Regions from separate parts of the Homo sapiens genome. Here region 1 is linked to region 2. Evidence: read pairs that join two places in POLR2A ChIA-PET (ENCODE). Cell type or tissue: A673. All regions are shown on one strand. Each heading gives the region's core, and the rest is flanking DNA. Links, peaks and the distances in the headings are about the cores only.

Region 1 (7,602 bases), core at 1,619-6,618, 330 kb before region 2:
ATTCCTTGAATGCCTACTATGAACTAGACACTGTGGTAGGTTTGAGGAGCTTATACCCTGGTTGAGGAGAAATATGGGGTCATATGGGGACAAATAGGAGGAAAATCACCTACTCTTAGGGTTTATGGAGAACTTGTTGTAGGAGATGACTCCTGAGTTAAGTTTTGATATGAGCAAGTGTTGCCTAGGTCAGTAGAAGCTGAATGATTCTTACAGACAAAGAGAATAACCCAAGAAACTAATAAAAGGTTGAAACAGCAGTTTTTATTACAAGAATGAAAGCATGAGGTATAGAAAAGTAGGCAATGATGTAGTTTTGCTCTCAAGAAAGTAAATTTGAAGATAGAAGAGAATAATATAGTTTTGTTTTTAACAAATATTTGTGTGTTACCCAGTATATGGAAGTGGTTTTATTGTGTGTGTTGTTTGTTGTTAAAAAGTGGCTTGGTTTGCATTTTGTTGAGATTTTAAACATTTTCTCATGGTAATTGATTAGAAAAAGGCAAAAATGGGGATAAAATTTGTCAAGACTATTCATTTTAGTGATTTTAAATAATCTGTTCTCTTAATGAATCACAACTATGCTCAATATATTGTCATTTCTAAATTTTGAATTGATTTTGTTTGGTGAGAATTATTTTACCTCAGCTAATGTGAAACTGCATATGTAGCTTAAAACAGAAATGGCACTTTAAAATAAATTTTCAGTGTCAAGTAATGTCAAATCATATTAGTCAGCTTGAGTATGTTAGAAACTAATTCTTTTTTGTTGAATTTCGAACTGCTTCATGGGCAATAGAGGGACTGCACGTCACAGTTACCACCCTCCCCAAAATATAATGTTCACTTCAGAAGAAACACTTCCTTCTTCCTCAGACAGGAAAAAAGGGTGGATAAATTAACAGGAACTAAAAGCAGAGGCACAGCTACTATATCAACAAGTAATACAAAAATGCGTGAAACAGAAAAATGCTCATGGCACCTGAAGTTAACATTAGTCTCTTTTCTATGTATCAAGCTGACATATTAGAAAATAAAAAATTATGTATATTTGATTTTCATGTATATATGAAGCGCATATCTTGAATAACAAAGGCATCTCAATTTTGAAGCAAGCAATTTTTTAGGCAAATCCAAAAGCAAGAAAATGATAAAATAGGTCTGTATTTCAAATAGAATATAAAGACATAGTGAACAAGAAGAAAATGAAGCAAAAGGAGTTCAGTATGATGAAAGAAAGTCTATTGCTTTAGTAGCTCACCAAGTCAAAATCCTCAGGAAATGCACAATCTTTGTTGTGTTAATATGACTTCAAATGGAGCTGTTTAAATCGTTTACTAAGATTTAATAGCTAAACATGGGCACAGTAACAGTATCTTTTATAACCTTTTTGGGTCAAAGAATATTCACACATTTATTTGTGGGTAGAATATGCTTAACTCTTAACAATATAATGGTGCTGTTTGACATCGCAAGAAGGGTAAATAGTAACACCGCAAAATTATGACAACTATTTTTAAAATGTAATTAATTTAATTAGAGCACCAGAAACAAAAAAATTCTGGAAAAGGAGCAGCAGGAGAGAATTTCACTAACATCTTTCACAAATCTCGACTCTAATTCAGTGTTTAAATAATCCTTTTGTCAAAATAGTGAACTGGCTTTCTGCAAAGGACGTCTTTCTGCAAAGGGCATCTTTGAACTGGTTTTTACTTGTGGAGCTGTTTTGTGTACTGAAGAGTATCCACTTGTCAAGCTGCCATTCTGAAACCCAGATGAGTAGCTGAGAAGCTCATTTTGCTTGCCCTCGGGACAGCTAAGCTTTACATTTTTGATGACAATGGAATGCAGTAGTTTATGTCAGGTGTGTGTGTGTGTGTGTGTGTGTGTGTGTGTGCGTGCATGTGCGCACCTGCATGTTATTCAGCTTCTGTTTGAGGTTCACCCTACTTAATTACAAAGTAAGCGTGAAGCAGGGAACACCCTTTGCAACTACCCTTCACTTTTCATCTTAGAATCGTGCACTCTGCAAAAATCTGATTTTCTCCCCATTTTAGTTTTAAAAACAGTTTATATAAAAACTGAAAAGCAACAAAACAGAAATTTCAGAAATGTACACTAAGGTGCTTTGCTTGCTTTAAAGATGGAAACACTGTGTTTCTTATTTCTATTGCATTTTAGAATTTAGAAAACCAGAAAGAATCCAGAAGGTCTTCTATGGCCATTTTATTAAACAGCCATAGGTCCTGAGAAACTGATTCTATGTTTCTGTAAGTTTACTCAGAATTCCAGTGACACCAGCTTTACTTCTATAAAAAGATATTATTGATGATTAAACTTAAAATACTTTTGAGATTATTATAATTAGAAATTAAACAGATATTATTGAATAAAGCAATAATTTCTTAAGCTACAGTATTAAGTAACGTATTTTATAATATCTACATAGCTAACAAAATATCTGTATCATAAACCTTGGGTATATATAACTCAGGTGGTTTGTTTCTGGGAATACGATCATAATAGGGAGAAAACTCAGTGACATAACAGTGACAAAATAGCTTCAACCCTACCTTTAGTTGTATAATTTTGCTGAAGTTTCTGCATATATATAGCAAAGGAATTGAACTACATCTGTAAAACTCAATTTCTAAAAATTCCATGGTTAAATAAGTAAACAGATCCATAGGAGGGAAAACTCTACAAAAATTCAGGAAATGTGATTATCTCTCTCCCTTCCTTCCTTCTTTTCCTTAGTTGTTTAGCTTATGAATCCTGCCTTTAATGAAAGTGAAAAAATAATATTAATATAGCACATGAGAAAGTTATGTTAAAAGCTTAAAAGAAGAGATGGAGAATGGTAAAGATGCAATTCAAAGAAGTGATAAATGTCTGGGATTAGGAAATGATGTTCTGGTAGAGCTATTTGTTATATCAACAACAAGACTGAGATAGGAAGCTCTGAGCTGAAGGATGTATGTAACGAGTGTCAGGGAGGCCCTGGAAAAAAAGCTCAAGTCAATGGCATTAGCTGAGCAATGGAGATTGAAAATTAGGTTTACATATTTCGATGCACCCAGATCACAGCCATGCCAATGGGTACTGCATTTCAGGGACTCTTCCTTTGCTGACAGTTCAGTTTTTCTAGAACACCAGTCTCACCAGGTAGACTTCCAAGAAGATAATTAATTTTCTGCTCATGCAGCAAAATGTGTAAGGGGAAAAAAGCAAACATTCCTGGCCATATAGAAACAAATAAGGCAGATGGGAAAGGCAATGTAGTATGGCAAAAAATTCACAGACCCGACATTGACTCTTACAAGATATTTTACATAGGGCAAGTTTTTTTATTTTTAATCCTTTTGATTGTCAGTTTCCTCATGCATAAGATGGAGTTTATACCAGTCCTCACATAGCAGTGATGTGAGGATTAAATGAAGCAAGACTTGTAAAGCGTCTCACATACTGCCTGGAAATAATGGGTGCTCTCCCTTCAGTTTTTCCTTTTCTCACTTTTTATACTTTTCCTTTTTCTTGCTCCTGATGTTTTCCCCACTCTCTCACCAAGTGAGAAACAGAAGTTTCCAAGTAAAAGATCCTCTTAACATCCAAATGGCCTGCTGGGTGGCTCCTCAAGGTCTTAGAGTCTTAGAGGGGGATGGTTCTTCCTAAGAATCCCTCAGAACACAGTTTCCAGTATCTTGGACTCCTGAGCTGCTCTCCAGGGTGCTGCTGGGCATTTTGAAGATTCTCTCCTCAATGGGGAGTTGCTTTTATCTTCCTAGGGGCTCTAAAGTGCTTCCTGGAATTCGAGCTTCTGTAGAGATATTTATTGGCAGTGACAGACAGAGCTCTTTATCTTTTCAAAGAGCAGCTCTACCAAGAAGGAATTGTTTGGCCATGTCTAGGAGTACAGGGGCAAATCTGGACATGATTTTACTGCTTGAACTGCAAAGCTATTTGGGTTAACACTGAAATTAATTTTTTTCTGAGCTATATTGTAGGATAGCTTTATATATAAAGTTTACTTTGAAACCTTCCAATGGCACCTCTTGGTTTAATCAAGATTGACATTTTTAGTAATCCCAGTAAAGACTCTATCTAGGGTATTGCCTTAAAGTGTGTCTCAAAAATACCTGAGAAGTAGGACTCTATTTGGATCTAGCCATCGTGCCTGTTCGATTGTTCTTGCCTGGTAGTCAGGGGAACACAGGACATTTTCACACCATTTTCAAATTAGTTCCGTTTATGAGGGGTGATACTCATCATGTACTTGTAGACTAATGGGTGCAAAATACAGATTCTACCCTCAAAAAGTGCAACCTTGAGATAGGGTGATGTTTCAGATCCATCAGTGCGAAATTTAGGAAGTAGAACTGGTATGGTTTGGCTCTGTGTTCCCACCAAAATCTCATGTTGAATTGTAATCCCCAATACTGGGGAAGGGACCTGGTAGGAGGTGATTGGATCACAGGGGCAGATTCCCCCCTTGCTGTTCTCATGATAGTGAGTGAGTTCTCACCAAATCTGATGGTTTAAAAGTGTGTGACACTTCTCCCTTCGTTCGCTGTCTTTCTCCTGCCGCCATGTGAAGGCATGCTTGCTTCCCCTTTCCTTTCTGCCATGATTGTAAGTTTCCTGAGGCCTCCCAGCCATGCTTCCTGTACAGTGTGTGGAACTGTGAGTCAAGTAAACCTCTTGTCTTTATAAATTACCCAGTCTCAGGTAGTTCTTTGTAGCAGTGTGAGAATGGATGAATACAGAAAGAACTAAAGGGTTATTATCGACAAGCGAGCAATTTTAATGTTTTGCCTTGCGAAAATGTAGTAGTTCAGGTAAAACAAAACAAAAGATGAAAAAGTTCAAGAGTATAGTTTGGTGCAAAAGTAATTGCGGTTTTTGCCATTGAAAGTAATGAAAATAGAAAATGTCCCTGATAAAGTTTACCAAATAGTAATAAATATACTTTCCACAACATACTCTCACAATTTTATTGAAACAGTTTCTGGCACTCTGGGTAGTTTTCCAGACTCTGATCATGAGCACAGTAGTTATCACTGGCAGACGTGGGAGGAACAGGCAGCTTGGCCCCGTCTCTGGGGAACGTTGAGAGATTAATACAATGGGCAGCTCAAAATCCAGAGCTGGCTGAAGCCTTCAGCACTCTTGGCCTGAGTTTGTCACTTTAGAGTGGGCACCACGTAACTGACTGACTTCCCAAGAATTCGGGGTGGCAGATCATGCCACCTGGTTCAGTACTGCTCCATCTTACCTGCAGAGCTTGGAACAATCCTTTTGTTCTAGTAGATAAGTGAAGAAGAGCCAAACTCTTAATGAAATATACTTCCCTTGAACGTGTATCTCATAGGCTGTTTGACTGTTATGAAAAATGTCATCTATAGAAAAGAATGGTATACATGTTGCTAAGACACATTAGATGTTATTGCCGGAGTCAATATTTCAGAATTCAGGATGGTAATCTAACATTACTGCTTTTAGCTGTCCCTGAAGATCCAAAATTAAATTATTATTTTAAAGTTGTAGATTGCAGCATAATAAGTGGGTAAAAGTAGGGACTCTGGCATTAAACTGCCTGGATTTCCTGCTGGACAAGTTACTGAACCATTTTGTGTCTCAGTTTCCCCATCTGTAATATCCCTTTCCTCATATGGTGGTTGTGAAGCTTACATGAGTTAATGCATACAATGGTACTAGAACCATGCCTGGGACATAGTTAGCATTATCTAGGGGTTTGCTGTTAATACACAAACTTATCCTATCCCACCATTCCCAGGAATTCTAACATCAGTTCCCAGGAGTTTTACCATTTTAGGATTGTTTGAATGAGAAACTGAACAGTATCTGACATGGATTACTGTTTCAAATAGTATGTGAAGGAGGTGAACATATGACAAACAAGGTGTATCTTTTCACCTTGGTGCTTTATCTAGGAATGACGTTGTTATTCCAGAAAAGTGTTTGTTACATTGTATTGGCTATATTACATGCAGTATATTTGAAAACTAATTGTTCACATGAAAGCATTGACTGGCCTGGCGGTTATCTCATAACCTTGAATTTATCTCATTATTGAAAATGTCATAAAGAGATATCAGATATGCATGGTGGCTCAGCTCTTTGTCAAAGACATCTAATTTTTATCGTGAACCAGTGATTCTCCAGACTGGTTCTGTGGTTAAGATCAATAGCAGCAGCAGCAGCAACAACAACAACAAAAACAAAACTTCTTGATCATTACAGTAATCTTTTAAAGAAAACTTGAAATGTTTCTAGGTTTATCTTAAACTTGTCTGAAAAAAAATCTCAATCTTGCTCTAATTATCTCTACCTAATGTTATCTCTACCCTGATAACTTAGTGCTGTAGATAATAGAGAATCAGAGTTCAGAGGACAAGATTCTTGAGGTACCTCACCAAGAAGCCACCTGTTGTTAGTCCCACGAAGTATGATCAGGCAGATGGTCAGCCCAAAAAGACACCTTGAGATGACTTGGAGAAGATTGGCCAAAGAAATGTTTAGGTTTCTTGTCCTTCAACATGACATGGTCAAAATGTCAACTTACTAATATGGCTCTATGTCAGTATTTGCTTCCATCTAGTGAGATTTAGCTACAGACTTATCAAACTATTAATATATATAGTGTGGATTTTTTTGGTGAATATTCCCAATTTTTTTAAAATCACAATATTAGTTGTATACCAACATATAGCATTTTATTCTTATTATGAAGGCAATTTAAATTTATTGCAGAAAATTGAAAAACAGAAATAGAAAAAATAAAGCAAAAATGACTTGTAATGCTACTATTGAGATATATCCACTAGCTTTTAGTATATTTTCTTCTAATTTAGTGTGTGTGTGTGCACATGTATGTACATACTTAGGACCAGACCGCATGTGTTAGTTTACCTCTTGCCTTAAAAAAACAAAAACAAAGAAACTAAGCATTGTATCCTAAGTATTTCCCCAACTTCAAATACTCTTTAAGATAATATTTCTAATGGCTGCAGGATATTTCATCATGTGGATGTACCATATTTTATTTATTAGATGTTTAAACTTTCTTCAATAACAGAAATAATGTTGCTAGAAATATTCTTATACAGAAATAACTGACCACAATTCTGATTATTTTCTTGGAACAATTTTTCTGGAAGTAAGATTATTGGATACGAACATTTTCAAGGCAATATTATTAAATTATTGTTAAGAAAGTTTGTCCCTATGTGCACTTTCCCCAGTGGTAGATTAGCCAGCACTGGTCTTGCTGCTCCCTGCAATGATTACTAGTTATTATTTTAGGGAGGTGATGAGGATATTGGTTAAGAGCACAGACCCCAATTCTGTCACTTAATAATCATGTGGTCTTTAGCAACTTATTTCAGCTTTTTGTGTATTACTTTCTTCATCCGCAAAATTAAGATTGAAACAATACCACAGATTTTACAGTGTTGTGGGAATTACGTGAGATAATAGATCTGTAGCTCTTAATGTAGCACCTGGCACATACCAGCTACACTGTAAGTGTTTGCTCTTATTAATATTGTAAATGATTGGTAACTTGATAGGCAAGGTGGTATA
Region 2 (7,602 bases), core at 1,264-6,263:
ATATAGCGCTGTTTTTCCATTTATACAAAGCTGCTATTTGCCCTTTCTTCTGCATATTTAGTGTGCAAAGTTAGAGACCGACCACAGAGGTCATAAACAACAAAAATGTTTTGCAACAGTTGGCATAGAGAAATGATTTTTCTGAACTGTTAAAAGTGCATGAAATCAGCTACGCATGTTACGAAACGTAAGTCACAGTTCTTTTTGTGATGCAACAAATAAAATGGTGGATATTTCAGCAAAATTACAATGACAAGCAGCTGCAACCACATGCAATCATCTGTGTCTCAAATGTTCTCCCAACATTTTTTAATACCCTTTATTTTTCAGAATAGTTTTAGAGTCCCCATATACCCGCCCTGCTCCGGCATACACACAACTTTCCCCACTACCAAAATTCCCCATCAGAGAGGTACATTTGTTACAATAGTTGAACCTACATGGACACATTATTACCAAGAGTCCATAGTTTACCTTAGGGTTCACACTTGCTGTTGCATATTCTATAGATTTGGACAAATGTAGAATGGCACGTATCACCATTGTAGTATCATACAGAGCAGTTTCACTGCCTTAAAAATCCTCCCTACTTTGTCTGTTCATCCCTTCTTTCCTCCAATCCCTGACAACCACTGATCTTTTTACTGTCTCCACGGTTTTCTTTTTTTCCAGAGTATCATGTAGTTGGAATTACACAGTATGTACCGTTTCCAGATTAGCTTCTTTCACTTAGCAATATGTGTTTAAATTTCCTCCATGTCTTTGCATGGATTGATACCTTATTTCTTTTAGCACTAAATGATATTCCATGTAATCCCAGCACTTTAGGAGGCTGAGGTGGGTGGATCACGAGGTCAGGAGATTAGGACCAGCCTGGCCAATATGGTGAAACCCCGTCTCTACTAAAAATACAAAAATTAGCTGGCCATGGTGGCATGTGCCTGTAGTCCCAGCTACAAGGGAGGCTGAGGCAGGAGAATCACTCAGACCCAGGAGGCGGAGGTTGCAGTGAGCTGAGATGGTGCCACTGCACTCCAGCCTGGGCAACAGAGCAAGACTGCGTCTCAAAAATAAATAAATAAATAAATAAATAAATAAATAAATAAATAAATAAATATTCCATGTATTCATTCCATTGTCTGTATGTTTCCCAGTTTAATTATCCATCCACCTACTGAAGGATATCTTGGGTGCTTCCAACTTTTGACAGTTATGAATCAAGATTCTGTAAATCTCCATGTGCAGGTTTTGTGTGGATATAAGTTTTAGTTCATTTGTGTAAATACCAAGGAGCACAATTGCCAGATGGTATGGTTAAGAGTATGTTTAGGTTATTAAGAATCTACCAAACTGTCTTCCAAAGTGGCTGTACCACTTTGCATTCCCACCGGTGAATGAGAGTTCCCACTGTTCCACAACCTCATTAGTATTTGGTGTTGTCAATGTTTGGGATTCTGGCCTTTTACTAGGTATACAGTGGTATCTCAATGTTGTTTCAATTTGCAATTTCCTAATAATATATGGTGTTGACCATCTTTTCAAATGCTTATCATCTGTAAGTTTTCTTTGGTTAGGTATCTATTCAGGTCTTCAGCTCATTTTTTAATCAGGTTGTTCATTTTCCTTTTGATGAGTTGTAAGTGTTCTTTACAGATTTTGGGTAGCAGTCATTTCTTTATCAGATGTTATTTGTAAATATTTTCTCTTAGTCTGTGGGAAGTCCTCTTACTTTTGTGACCCTCCTAACATTTTAATTATGCCACTTATGGCTATAGGATATATTAGTGATGTTTTTTGCATTTCTTGATTGGAATATGAGGCACAAAGAAAGTTGTATTTTTATGTTTTATCTTTTAATATTATTTTGAAAGGAAATATATATTTTTCATAAATAAAAACCAAAAATATAGTGGTCCTAATTATCTCCAAAGTGTTTCAGGACAAAAAATGAAGAAACTAAGGAATTAAACAACCCGAAAAATGTACCAAAGATAACTTAAGGGCACTATATTTCTTCCCTGACTAAAAATGTGTGTGTGTGTGAACATATTTACACTGTCTATTGGACTCTTTGAAATACAGTTTTCCTTTATACATCACCGCCAGTCCCTTTTGAAGGAGCTAGAATCTTTGGAGTGTACCCTTAAATGTGAGATTATATTCCCAATTATAGCACATATCAGGTTTTATTGCTTTGGGACTAATATTACACGGCATTTCTATTTTTAAATAAAGTAACTGCAGTATCATTGAGGCAAATGAAAGAGATTATGCTGGAATTATTTGGATCACAGTTTTTTTTTTTTCCATAATGCACATAGATTACCGATATAAAGGAATTCTTAAACTAACATTAAGATTTGACCTAACTGGTCATTGTCGCATTGATTCTGCTTTAACTACTTTGAATAAGGATTTTTTTTCTATCCAACAAATCTCTTGGACCACATGTGGTCCAGTAATGCACAGAAAGGATGAGAATCACTACTATTAGCACTTACTTACCTTCAGATGGCTGACTCATGGCCGTAGAGAGACCTGGCCAAAGCTTACCTAGAGAAACTAAACCTGTAGGTACAGCATCTCTATAGCTCAAAATAGCAAGAACAACAGCAACACACAATACTGCATATGTTCCTTTCTGATCTGTGTACCAAAGAACAAAGTGAAGCCTTTTTTGGCACATGGCTCGGTTTTGGGCAATGCAAGTAAATGATCACACAGGTACTTTGCTATGGATCTTGCAGGGTTTCTCATTCCAATTGTGAAAAATTTGCCTTCTACATTCATTTATTTTGGGGTCATGGACTGCTGAAGTCAGGTATCTAGTCTTATCTACTCATCAAAGCTTTCAAACTTATATCAGCACAAGTAGGGACACACTATTTTCTTGGCTCAGTCATTTGGAAATGCCTCTAGCACCTGAGTGGTCAGCTGTGCCAAATATAGCCTCTATTTAATTCCTGCATGATGGTGTCTATAAAGTCATTGGAGCTTTTTTGTTTGTTTGTTTTTGTCTTTCAAGGTTCCAACTCTGCTTTCATCTTTGTCACGTTTATTCCAGATTTATTAGTCCCAAAGTTGCTCTTGGTATGTCATCATTGATCAAAATAAAAGAAATACTCGGATTAAGAGTGCATTTAGAGATGATCTTAAAAACATGCATTCAGGATCATTTTTACCATGTTTAAACCATTTCTATTCATAAAGTAAATACAAATGCTAAGAGGCTTGGCCAGGAAACACATGCTTTTTGCACAAAGTAGAAGATGTTTTTTCTTTTTTTAAATATTAAAATGTGAACCTTTCTTGCCTTATTCATGATCCAGCTAGTGAGCTGTGTATGGTTCAGTTAAGACTGAATGTATGCTTATTGTTTCTTTATATATCAACTAATAAAAAATTAAACCCATTAAGAATATAACATTTAGACAGGAGAGAATGATATTTTTTTAATGTCACACTCAAAACCACATTTCTTTTAATCAACATCTGCTCTGTGTTAAGCTGCCTATAAAATCTGGTGCCCTGTTGACAGTGGAAGATGAAAACAAAAAAACAGGAAAACTACAAAAGGCATGGTATTAACATCAAAGTAGAATAACCCTGCTCTCTTTCTTTGGCATTTGAAAAACGTCTTTATTTTGACCCTAAACAATTGGATTTTCTTCCCACCAATCTTGATTTTGGAGCTCTGGATTAAGAAGACTTGCATGTGAACTGAAACATGAGAGTAAAGGGAACCGAAAATGAACAAGGGACTGTTTGAACAAATTAAACCATTTGCAATTGTAAAACCTCTTTTATTGTTTGCAACAATCAGAAATCAGCACCACATTTATTTGTAGATTAGACTCATGCTCTTCAGCCATAATGGCAGATACCCTATAGAAGGCAAACTGATCAGAACTGTCCTTTTATAACCCTGCAAATAACGTAGTGCAAAGGTTTGGGATTATGGAGAATGAAAGAGAGATCTCTTAGAATTTGTGAATACTGGAATATGAGAGCATCATTCTTTTTTTAAACTGAGACCAGTGATCTAGATTTGTGTTAATGCTTTATGACTAGCTTTGTGTCTGTACTAAAAACAAAAGTAGCCTGTGGGATGTCTCACTTTAGAACATTCGTGATGATGAAAATCTCCATTCTGCAAGGGCTGTGTCTATCACAAAAATGTATGTACTAATTTGTTACATGGAGAAACTTGCTATATATTTGTTTATTAAAATCATAGCCTTTACTATGAGCCAGGTAGTATGATATGTGTTGAGTACAGAGATAAAACAATCAGTCTCTGACCTCCTGAACCTAGTGGGAGAAAACAAGCTAACTCCTCACTAGCAATAACAACCACAAAATTCCTGCCATACGGGTTAAGAGGAGATACAGAGAAAATCCTTCCTTCCATGCATGATGTTTCTCAGAAGGTGATACATTCTTCTCTTACCATATGATTGAGGGATTGAAATACTATGCAAGACAAAATAAACTTGTCCCTATGGAGTATAAAGTGTAGGGAGCATTTTCAAATTTTATTTATTGACAACTTTGCATTTTATTCTCCCCTTGGAAAACCTTATCCAACTGTAAATATTTGTGGAGCACTCACGCTAAGTCCCAGGGGGAACACCTTTACAGGGTTATTCCAAATCTGATTTTCTCAGGATCACTAAATATTAAGACAATTCTTTCTCTCTCTTTTCTAGCGTCTTCAAAGTGTCTTCTGTAAAGACTTCTTCAGACTGTCAATAGGAAGACTGATAAACTCAGGTATTTGTACTTTTTTTTGTTCAAGGAAATCCAAGAAGGCTTCCTGGAGGAAAGCAGTAGGAATCCATTAAAAATATGGGCATGGGCCAGGTCCGGTGGCTCACACCTGTAATCTCAGCACTTTGGGAGGCCGAGGTGGGTGGATCACCTGAGGTCGGGAGTTTGAAACCAGCCTCACCAACATGGAGAAACCTCGTCTCTACTAAAAATACAAAATTAGCCTGGCGTGGTGGCACATTCCTGTAATCCCAGCTACTAGGGAGGCTGAGGCAGGAGAATGGCTTGAACCCGGGAGGTGGAGGTTGCGGTGAGCCAAGATCCTGCCATTGCACTCCAGCCTGGGCAACAGAAGCGAACTCCGTCTAAAAAAAAAAAAATTGATTTTAAAGTGCCACTTCTTTTTCTTTCTTTTTTTAAGTGTGGTGGAGGGGCTGCAATCTTACCCAGGTATATATCTCTGGTTTTCCTATTACAAGCATGGGTTTGAGAGCCTTGGAAAATAAATTTTGAGGGAGGTTAGAAGCTATGGTTAGGAAGACCATAGGAGAAGGAAGGAGAAACCTCTCCTGTTTTGCAGGGAAGACAGAATGTGGCACAGAAGTGATTAAAAGGTCAAAGGCATTCTATCCTCTTTGATTCACACATTTCTTGGATTTCACCCTTAACCTGAATCTCTAATGAACCAATCATATAATTGAATTAATTCATCCTTGCCAATTCGTGTTAGGCAGCGAGTTTGAGTACTATCAGAAGAAATTGTAACGGGGAGGAAAAAGGACAGGGTTTCCCAGACCCTTAAGAGTCTCTGGTATGGGGACTATTAAAAGCCACCTACTCAGAACAATGTCTGCAACTGAACTAACTGCACCAATCCTTTCAGATTTTCCAGCTACTTTTTAAAATCACTGACCTCAAATTTCATTGACTTCAGGGTGCATTGGAGTCACGCCTCAGTGCTTGCGTTTATGTTGCTCAAGGAGGCTGACACTGAGGGGTGCCAACAGCACACAGGATGTTTCTTTGTGAGGTGTTTATTTTCTTGCATTTCAAACCTTTCTTTTTAATGTAAAGCTCCTAGATTATTTTACTCTAGTATTTTTTTTTCAATCATAAAGTGAAAAGCATATAGTCTTGTTAAGACAGTCTTACAGCTATAGCTCCAGATAAAGACATAGATAAAAATAGATATATAGATAGTATGTATGCTAAGTGGGAAAGCTATCAAATCTGTGTTAAGCATTTTCTCATATGTATATAACTTGGAGCATGCCCCAGGTATTCTTAAACTTGTTCTGGTTATACAATTCCTCATCAATAAAGGTTCAGACATAGTTAAAATTGGCACAAATAACAAAAATCCCCTGGTGAGATAGATACCATAGAATGACTTACTTCTCACTCATAAAACCAATTTAACATTTAAAACAATCTATTTCTCTTCACTTATTCCTTGCTCTTGCCGCCAGAATCACTGTCTTTCTCTTTCTCTCTTCTTACTTATTCTTTGCTTTGTTCTCATTAATTAAACAATAGCTACAAAGCAGCCACAGAATGCATGAAGTCCAAGTCTAGTCTTGCAATCCGGATTAAGAAGATATAAACAATAGTAGTTTTTCCACAGGTGACTGTTGTTAAGTAAAATGTTAAATTGATACATTATATGCATATGTAAAGTATAGTGAGGTGGGCTGTAAATTATGCTCTAAGAAATCTTTCTTTCTCTCTATGTATATACATATACATACATAATATGTTGATAAGCCCGTGCAAGATTATAGCAGTCGATGGGTAAGAATACCCAAGAGGTTTTCCCACTTAATGGTACTAGAATAAGCCCCTTTCTAAGGTAATCCATTTTCCTTCATGCTATTTAAAAATAAAACGGTACATTTTTCAATTATGCACGTGAAGGCAATATTCAGCGGGCTGCTTAGCATTCAGAGGGGATTTCTGCGATCCACCCTGTCATTGCTGTTCTTGCCCTCGCTCTGCAGTATGAGAAAACACTGTTATTTACCCTGGGACACAGGTGACTGAACTTATAAAAATCACTACAAGACAAGATGTATTGAGGCTTGGCATGGAATGACAAATTCTGGTAAGGTTCACCAAGAAGAGACATATTGATTCGTAAATGATTAATAAGGAGAATATAATTGTATTTCATTAAGATGGATGGGATTTCATTTAGTCTGTCTTCTCCCTTTCCAGTTCAGATGCGAGAGGAAATCGAGTCATCATCAATGGCACCTCATGTTAGCCTGCCATGGCAACAAGCTCATTGATTGAGTAAAAGAACTTTCAGATGCACTAGCTGGTCTTTAACGGGTTGCTGAAAGCACAGATAAGACGACTGAGGGAGCCGACTGAATTTCCATGGATATATACAAAGGGAATGGAAAATCACAGTACGATTTTTCATTGGCTCCTGATAGAGCTAGGTCCTTGTATAATTCTAAAACTGGTGTATAAAACAATGTCCACGCCATTCATTTTGGTTATAACTATTAAGGGGAAGGGAGATGATGTCTGTGGAATTGCAAAGTAGTTTGCACTAGAATTTTCTATTACATATGCTCTAATAGGAGTATTTTCCTCTGTTACATTATGACTTATGTAATAATAATAGCTAAGGATTACTGAGGGTTTTTATTTTCTTTTCTGCATGATCTTGACCGTTTTTCGAAACAGTCCTTGTTGCTGGATACTATTTATGTCACCATTTTACAAATGAGAATGCCAAAGTTCAGAGTGACATCCATCTAAAAGAGGCCAGTTTCAGCCTTGAACCCATTATACTCTAATCCCATTTTCAAAGTAACTCTTGGT

Evidence for each region. ChIA-PET counts read pairs that join two places held together with the same protein. Peaks named below come from ENCODE experiments on the same cell type or tissue, not always from the same donor. Only the 100,000 strongest peaks of a DNase experiment are listed, where the experiment ranks them.
Region 1: POLR2A ChIA-PET joins it to region 2 with 5 read pairs; 1 of 35 experiments calls an interaction of 5 or more read pairs at or near these places.

What each region holds. Positions count from the first base shown.
Region 1 is chr6:8,502,600-8,510,201 of GRCh38, forward strand. The region is part of intron 2 of LOC100506207 (a long non-coding RNA gene); the gene reads left to right. Among named protein-coding and RNA genes, the nearest start is that of SLC35B3, 71 kb to the left of the region's middle. In A673, for the core only: no CTCF peak of the experiment used is centred there; a DNase peak (open chromatin) is centred at 3,732.
Region 2 is chr6:8,831,802-8,839,403 of GRCh38, forward strand. No RefSeq gene overlaps it. Among named protein-coding and RNA genes, the nearest start is that of HULC, 180 kb to the left of the region's middle. In A673, for the core only: no CTCF peak of the experiment used is centred there; a DNase peak (open chromatin) is centred at 3,620.